2 separate regions of the Homo sapiens genome follow, and region 1 is linked to region 2. A link is an interaction called in ENCODE POLR2A ChIA-PET data of the cell type or tissue named here. Cell type or tissue: PC-3. All regions are shown on one strand. Links, peaks and the distances in the headings refer to the core of each region. The heading gives the core; the rest is flanking DNA.

Region 1 (3,998 bases), core at 1,083-3,582, 1.6 Mb after region 2:
TGTTTCTACCCATCTTATGGCAGCTTTTGTCTCAGACTATCTTTCCAAGGATGTTTACTTAGCAAACAGCCTTGGAAGATAGTATCTCTCTCTGGGGCAGAGAAAAGATTTTATTTCCTGAGCAGTATAATAATCTCCCCCTCAGGGATTGTGAACCCCGAAAATTTGAGAAATTTCAGAATTTAGAATTTAAATTTGAGAATTTAGAAAGTTTATTTTGCCAGGTCAGGCATAGTAGCTCATGCTTATAATCCTAGAACTTTGGGAGGCCAATGTGGGTGGATCACCTGAGGTCAGGAGTTCGAGAGCAGCCTGGCCAACATGGTGAAACCCCATCTCTACTAAAAATACAGAAATCAGCCGGGTGTGATGGCAGGTGTCTGTAATCCCAGCTACTTGGGAGGCTGAAGCAGGAGAATCGCTTGAACCTGGGAGACGGAGGTTGCATTGAGCTGAGATTGTGCCACTTCACTCCAGTGTGGCAGTGTGGGCGAAAGAGCGAAACTCTATCTCCTCTGTCTCAAAAAAAAAAAACAAAAAGCAAAAAAAAAAAAACCTGGCGCCGTGGCTCACGCCTGTAATCCTAGCACTTCGGGAGACCGAGGTGGGCGGATCACCTGAGGTCAGGAGTTTGAGAGCAGCCTGGCCAACACAGTAAAGCAGCCATCTCTTTAGTGTGGTAAAATTACAAAAATTAGCCGGGCGTGGTGGTGGCGCTCCTGTAATCCCAGCTACTCAGGAGGCTGAGGCTGAAGAATCGCTTGAATCCAGGAGGCAGAGGTTGCAGTGAGCAGAGATCACACCATTGCACTCCAGCCTGGGTGGTAAGAGCGAAACTCAGTCTCAAAAAGAGAAAAAAAAGAAAGTTTATTTTGCCGAGGTCGAGGACACTTAGCCTTGACACAGCCTCAGGAGGTCTTGACGACATGTAACCAAGGTGGTCAGAGCACAGCTTGGTTTTATACATTTTAGAGAAACGTAAGACATCAATCAACATATGTAAAATAAACATTGGTTCGGTCAAGAAAGGCAGGACAACTTAAAGTGGTCAGGAAGGGCGGGACAACTCGAAGTGGGGAGAGGGCTTCCAGGTCACAAGTAGGTGAGAGACAAATGGTTGCAATGAGTTTCTGATTAGCCTCTCCAAAGGAGGCAATCAGATACGCATTTATCTCAGTGAGCGGAAGGATGACTTTGAACAGAATGGGAGGCAGGTTTGCCCTAAGCAGTTCCCAGCTTGACTTTTCCCTTTAGCTTAATGATCTTGGGGGCCCAAGATATTTTCCTTTCACAGTATGAAGGTTGGGCAGATTTGTTAGCAGCTCCTTCTAAGACACGTGGTTTTGTAAGCTTAGGGTTCCTTGGCTGTGACACGAATGCATGCTGTGCACAGCATCCACCTAAGCTGCTCTGGCATCATCCTTGAGGGACACAGAGGACAGGGGGAATTGAGGCAAAACACGAAGCTTACACTGCCTGCTGGGCCACAAGTAAGAGAGTCTTTTGTCCTTGACCCATACGTCTCATGTCTTCTGCTAGCATCTGTGAGCCTCTGAAACTATGGCAGACTAACTTGATAGTTTGCAAGTAGGGTAAACTTTTGGACCCTCCCCTGTTCTTGACATCTTTACACACACTTGACTGTTAAGTGCCTTGAGAGTAGGGACTGTGTCTCAGTGGACTTTGCTTACCCTGTGGATGACACAAAGTAGTTGCTTGTGGTAGGTAGTAACTACCTACTAATGCCGCTTTGGTCTAAAGGACTTTGGATGTAAGCACTCATATTTATTTACTAAATTCAGCTCTGGAAAAAACTGCCATTATTCCCCTGTTTAGCCACAGATCTTCTTCCCCTGGTCATTAGGTATTGTGTACATTCCTTGGGTTTGCAGAAGGTGAAGCCACAGAGAAAGTGAAGTGCAGGGGGCTACAAATTGCTACAGAAAATTCACATTGTGAATAAGCCCTGCTGCAGGTAGTGGAGGTGACTCATTTATCAGACTGGGTGTTTCGGGGAGGTAGGGTGCTGTGGTGCAGTTGGGATGGAAATGCCGGTCTTTGTTGTTAGCCTCACAATAACATCAAACATACCAGACTATTTCCCAGAAGAGCCAGGATGACTGCAAACCGACCTGTCTGAGCTCGAATGAAGGAATGAATGAGGGCTTCTGGTGCCTGATGTCTTAGAAGTAAATTCTGCTAACCTTTTGCAACATGAGTAAGCCCAGTCATGACCAGGCAAGACAGCTGGCTGGGCTTGCTCATGGGAGGGAAATCTTCCAGGCTGCAGCTTTCATCTGGGTTTTGAACTGTGGAAGCCTATCCTTTTCTGGTTTAGGAGGAGGGTAGAACGTTGAGAGCATTTGAGCAGACATGGCTTTCAGAGCCAGAGAAAGTCAAGGGGGAAAAGGCTTTGCTCAGAGACTATGGCTGATGGCTATTAAAGATCACTTCGTTTCATTTGTCATTTTATAGATTAAAAAAATGAGGTAGGCCGAGCGCGGTGGCTCACACCTGTAATCCCAGCACTTTGGGAGGCCGAGACTGGCAGATCACGAGGTCAGGAGATCGAGACCATCCTGGCTAACATGGTGAAACCCCGACTCTACTAAAAATACAAAAAATTAGCCGGGCGTGGTGGCAGGCACCTGTGGTCTCAGCTACTCGGGAGGCTGAGGCAGGAGAATGGCGTGAACCCGGAAGGTGGAGATTGCAGTGAGCCGAGATCGCGCCACTGCACTCCAGTCTGGGCGACAGAGCGAGACTCCGTCTCAAAAAAAAAAGAAGAAAACCCAAAAAAACCACTGAGGTCTACCGGCGACATTATTGGATAGATGACTGCTTTGGGAGTTCCAGTTGAACCCATTTCTATTTCATTAGACTGCTCATTTTTTCTTTTTCCTTTGGCTCTGTTAAAAGAAAAAATTACAAAGAATTTAGTTTAAACATCTTAACTGGCTTTTAGTTCCAATTCTACAATTGGGCAACGCTTCATTCTGTAAAATGGAATGAATGTTCCAATGAGAAGAGGAAGTTGGTATTACAGACAGAAAAGGACCGAGGAAAGCAGAAACAAAAAGTGGATTAGTTGGTAGAAAGTTACTTTTCTTGTAAAGGTTAAAGAACACGGGACTTCTTCATGCCAGCTAAAACTGACCTGTTTGGGGATTTTTGTTTTGAGACAGGGTCTTACTCCAGCGGGCAGGCTGGAGTGCAGTAGTGGCACCATCTAAGCTTACTACAGCCTCAACCTCCCAGGCTCAAGCGATCCTCCCTCCTCAGCCTCCCAATTAGCTGGGACTACAGGCGCCAGCCACCACGCCCGGCTATTTTTTTTTTTTTTTTTTTTTTTTTTGGTAGAGGCAGGGTATTACTATGCCTAGGCTGGTCCGGAACTCCTGAGCTCAGGCGATCCGCCCACCTCGGCATCCAAAAGTGCTGGTATTACAGGTGTGAGCCACCGCGCCCAGCCTGTTTGGGGATCTGGCTAGCATCTGTTTCTCTCCTGATTTCTTGGAAGGTCAGATAAAGATCCTAGCTTTGGCGTGGTAGTGTGAAACTTCAGCATGAGTAACCCCATTTTGGTTTGGTCTGATGGGCCTAATGCAGGAGGTCAGTCTAAACTAACGGTCTCCCATATACATTTTATCTAATAGCTCTGTCACCCTTCCTGCACACCCGGGGAACTCGGGTGCGGCATTCTAACGCCTGCTCAGCATGATTCCACATTTTCTCCAGGCCCATAATCCAGAGGAGGTTGGGCCCGGAGCAGGCTTGCCTCGCCAAGCTCCGGCTCCGTGCGTGTGTGAAGCAGTGCCATGCCTGAGTGGGGAGGAGCCGCGGAAGAGAAAGCGTAAGGCGGCGTGGAAATGGGTGGGGCACGCTAGGACCCGCTCACATTTGTTCAGGGAGAGGCAGTCCCAAAAAGCCTCTCAGGCACACAACCCAGCACAGCAAGGCAGTCACACCAAGGTGGGAAAAGAGGGCAGAAGAGCGCG
Region 2 (4,644 bases), core at 1,328-3,827:
TTACCTGTACAAAGTCACAAGACTAGTCTACAGAATGGCTAAAACTACAACCCAGGTCTCCTCCTAATGCCCAGGACCATTGTTCTTTATACTAAATATCTTGTCTTCTCTCATAGCAACCCATTTTCTCATAACATCTGAGGAGTGAAGCTAATATTTTACCCAAGTATAATTATCTTGGGTGGCAAATTTCATTTACTTTTACACTGAAGAGCAGAAAAGAAGAGAAAGTAATTACTTGAAAGTTAGGCCAAGGGGGATGAACTTAACATGCTATGGGCGTGACTGGGCAGAGCAGACAGACAGAAAGCTTTGGGATTCTAAGATCACTCAAGTGGCAAGCAACAGTGAAAGGGAAAATGTAGGGTAGATAATCAACTTAAGGGAATTCACTTTCCCCTAGCTCTGTTCAAGTGTATCTGACTAGACACCAGTTATGAGCCAAAACAGGAGAGCTCAAAGAGAGGAGATAAGTTGGACAAAGACTAGACTCCATTCAATATGTGGGCCAAAAGCCTGAATATTAAGAGACGAGATTAACATACCTGAAAGTCTTTGACTTGTGGAAAGAATTTTGCTTCTATACTAGAGAAAAGCAACTAGGATAACACACCTTACTCCCGAAAGGAGAAACAGAAAACAGGCCAGACACCTGTAATCCCAGCACCTTGGGAGGCTGAGGCAGGCGGATCACTTGAGGCTAGGAGTTCAAGACCAGCCTGCCCAACATAGTAAAACCCTGTCTCCACTAAAAATACAAAAATTAGCCGGGTGTGGTGATGCACACCTATAATTCCACCTACTTGGGTGGCTGAGGCATGAGAATTGCTTGAACCCAAGAGGCAGAGGTTGCAGTGAGCCGAGATCGCTCATGGTCCCAGCTACTCAGGAGACTGAGGCAGTAGGATCACCTGAGCCCTGGAGGTCAAGGCTGCAGGAGCTGTGATTGGGCCACTATACTCCAGCCTGGGCAATAGAGTGAGACTGTCCAAAAAAAAAAAAAAGAAAGAAAAGAAAAGAAAAGAAAAATAGGAACCTGTAGAGACTGTTCAGGAAAAAAAGTTGATAAATAGAAAGATAGGCCAGGCACGGTGGTTCATGCCTGTAATCCCAGCACTTTGGGAGGCCAAGGCAGGTGGATCACAAGGTCAGGAGTTCGAGACCAGCCTGGCCAATATGGTGAAACCCCGTCTCTACTAAAAACACACAAATTAGCTGGGCATGGTGGTGGGCGCCTGTAGTCCCAGCTACTCGGGAGGCTGAGGCAAGAGAATCACTTGAACCTGGGAGGCGGAGGTTGCAGTGAGCCGAGATTGCGCCACTGCACTCCAGCCTGGGCGACAGAGCAAGACTCTGTCTGAAAGATCACCTGGTCCATTTACCTCCCTTTAGGCATGTAAATAATAGTAGTTACAGTTATTATTATTTCTCTTATCATTATTAATCCCTCTTTTTTACAAATGAGGTAATTGAGATTCAAAGAGATAAAGTGACTTGCCAAAGATCACACAGATAAATGTAAAAATTATCTCAGGTTACTAACCTCAAACAGAGACTATCAAACATTTTATTTAAAAAGAGTTATCAGAAATACAGCATCAGCAATTAAAAGTCAAAGTTCACCAAAAATAAAGAAATGACCCTTACCTGCAGGGCACTGTTGAGGAAGCAGCTGTTTTGCCCTGGCTCATTGCTGAGGCCTTTGCTGGGGGCTATGGAGGTTGAGCTTCGAGGTGCAAACATCCCTTGTACACTACCACGACCCCCTGAAAAATAATTTCTCTTCCAAGACATTATTGTTCACATTTAGCCTGAAAAAAAAATGGAGAAGGATTTGTGCCTTTTTGGCAGGAATTTCTGTCTGCTAAAGTTCTAAAAGGAAAGGGAATCCAGAATTTAGTGAATTTATTTTGGAAGATTTTGACTTTACCACCTTCCAAATATCATCTGTGTAGTCAAGGGACTCAGGTATCCTCCTAGATCAAGATGACAGAGCCCTCCCTCACTTGTTCCAAACAATCTCCAAAATGTAACATGGCACAGGACTAATGCAAACAGAGAAATCCTTAAGTATTGCTTCCTTCTATTTTTCTTGAACAGCCTCCATAAAGTCCTGGTGAAGTGGATGTAATTCTCAACTCCAACAGCATCCAGGATCAGGGTAAGATGTGTTCTTCAGGCTTGTTGATAATGCTTCTTATGGACTGAAGATTTTTCCAACTGGAAGGAGAGGCAGACAGAGAAGCAAGAATCCAACATGATCCTCCTCACCCTCTATTGCCTTGTCTCATCATCCTCTGAAGCAAAAACTCAAATTCTGAGCAACTGCAAAAGGTTCCACAAAGCCAAGAAGAAGCCTGTTTGAATCATCTGAGGTTTTTGTTGATGTTCTTGCTGCTTCTTTTTAATGTGCCCCAAACTTCTATTGTCCCATCCAGATCTTCAGCAAGTCTCTCCTCTTTCTTCTGGGACTAGAATAGCCAGCTGTGTCAGAGAGCTTTAACAGAAATAAAAAAAATCAAAAGCTTGCGTCACTTAATGACTCTACTGGCTTTGGACTGTTCTGCCAAGATCAACGTTGCCTCACTTCTCACTATAAACTTGAAACCTTGGCAAACAATGCCAAAAAAAAAGAAAAAAAGAAAAAAAAAAAAAAGAGAGAGACACCCAAACTAAAGAGAAGGAAAAAAAGGTATGAACAGCTTTACTTTCAGGGGAAAATTCTCTGAAATTTTCTTGAAGCAGAAGAAAGTTGATCTGGATAGAAATAAAAACAAAATACAAACTTTCCAGTATCAGGCTAACACAAAACAAATCACCAAGTAAGCACACACAAACTAGGAACTGAAAGTTCCTTTTGGACATTGTGAATAAAGCACTTTTTAAAAGGTGTTTTCCATGAATATGCTTATGAAAACGTGCTTAAAGGTGGGAAGGCCATGTTAGCAGTCTAAGATCTGTTCTGAGTAAAGATGTTCCATCCAGAGAAACACTGATGGCGAGTAAACCACATGTCCTTAACATGCAGTCCAAGAGAACTAAATCTTCTCCTGCCCTGTTTGTTTGTTTGTTTCATTTTTGCCAGAGGATCAGAGAGATAATTTGGGTTACAAATCATTTAATCTCCAGATTATATCCAAGGGCTCACAATCAGAGGCAATCCATTGACCAACTTTAGTTTTCAACTAATTAAAATGCCAGTGAGGCAACAGAGAGTAATACCAAAGCAAGTATGTTCCCTGGAAGGAAATCACCACATCTCCAGCTTTAAGTTTTCCTATAAGGCTGCCATGTCCATCTACATAAGGAAAAATTTTTAAATGTTAAGTGTTAAATTTGCCAACATCAACAATTCCTCATTCTCCCTTCCTTCTCACCATCATATGCACCATCTAAAAACACAAAAATGCTTTAACATCTTAATCATTCTCTGGGAGATCACCTAGCATTGTCTACAGCATGTCCAATGGAAAAACTGAGGTACAGGAATATTAAATGGTTGCATAAGACTGTTCTTTCCCTTCTGTAAATTCCCAGACTATTTATAATCTACATGTCCCAATTAAAGTATTTGATTATACAGCCTACTGTCACATTATTCTCTATTTTTATTACTCTCTGTTTTATATCGTATCCGTCATAATATGACTACATGAAATGAAATAGTAGCTACAGTCAGGTATGTGCTAAACACGATACTTATGTCCTTTATTTAATATTCACAACAGTCCTATCAGATAGCTATTAATAGTTCCATTTTACAGAAAAGTAAAGAGAGGCTTAAAGACATTAACTTGCCCAATTCAACACTGGTAAGTGGCAGATCTAGAAATGTTTGACTATTAAACAATGACTTAATTATATATTTTATTATTCTATTCCAAAAGCTCCTATTACAGTGCCAGTCATAAGAAGGCAGTCAATAAATACTGCCTGATGATTAACATGACACTAGAAAAGAACCCATATCTCCCACACAGACTATAAGACCCTCACCTTTCTACACACACCCTCATACACACCCCACTCAAGGCCACTAAGCAACTTCCAACAAGCCATGCAGCATTCCTTCAGCTCAACTGCTGCAAAGGAATGACAAGTACCAAGCCTCCACTTTGCTCACAGCCAAAAGGACTTGGCAGGCAGGTGGGGTTTCCAATATCCACATTAGGAGCTAACTGAAACTCAGCCTGCCCTATGACACACACTCCTGAGTACAGGGAGCAAAAGGAGAAAAACGCAGTAGCAGAGAAAAGATTCTCAGGCTCTGAATGGCAGTATTATGTAGGGTAAAGCAGTAAGTTCTCAGACCTGTTCTAGATGTGTCACCAACTAGAAGTGAGAGCATAAAGGACCAGACAAGAGAGGCAGTAACAAGTGGTCCAGAGAAATACTAACACCAAAAACATTTCACTTAAATTGTAGATATAGCATTAAACAATGTAATCCTTCTCCAATACCATTTACTGAAGATATGTGAGGAGGGGAATTATAGTTTTATCTGTATGGCTCTCACTACCTAGTTTTGTTTTTTGGGTTTTGTTTTGTTTTGTTTTGTTTTGTTTCTGAGGCAGAATCTCACTGTCACCCAGGCTGGAGTGCAGTCGCGCAATATTGGCTCACTGCAGCCTCCGCCTCTTAGGT

The links. ChIA-PET counts read pairs that join two places held together with the same protein. Peaks named below come from ENCODE experiments on the same cell type or tissue, not always from the same donor. Only the 100,000 strongest peaks of a DNase experiment are listed, where the experiment ranks them.
Region 1: POLR2A ChIA-PET joins it to region 2 with 5 read pairs; 1 of 35 experiments calls an interaction of 5 or more read pairs at or near these places.

The regions. Positions count from the first base shown.
Region 1 is chr10:75,206,241-75,210,238 of GRCh38, forward strand. It overlaps a transcript of VDAC2 not described here. Among named protein-coding and RNA genes, the nearest start is that of VDAC2, 2.6 kb to the right of the region's middle. RefSeq lists enhancers at 817-1,566, 3,879-3,998 and a silencer at 1,731-2,025. In PC-3, for the core only: no CTCF peak of the experiment used is centred there; a DNase peak (open chromatin) is centred at 2,231; H3K4me3 peaks cover 127 bases; H3K27ac peaks cover 591 bases.
Region 2 is chr10:73,573,865-73,578,508 of GRCh38, forward strand. It overlaps USP54 (ubiquitin specific peptidase 54), which reads right to left. Exons shown (of 24, transcript NM_001391956.1): 2 at 1,934-2,497; 3 at 1,648-1,811. The coding sequence starts at 1,794. Among named protein-coding and RNA genes, the nearest start is that of USP54, 15 kb to the right of the region's middle. In PC-3, for the core only: no CTCF peak of the experiment used is centred there; a DNase peak (open chromatin) is centred at 2,537; H3K27ac peaks cover 1,643 bases.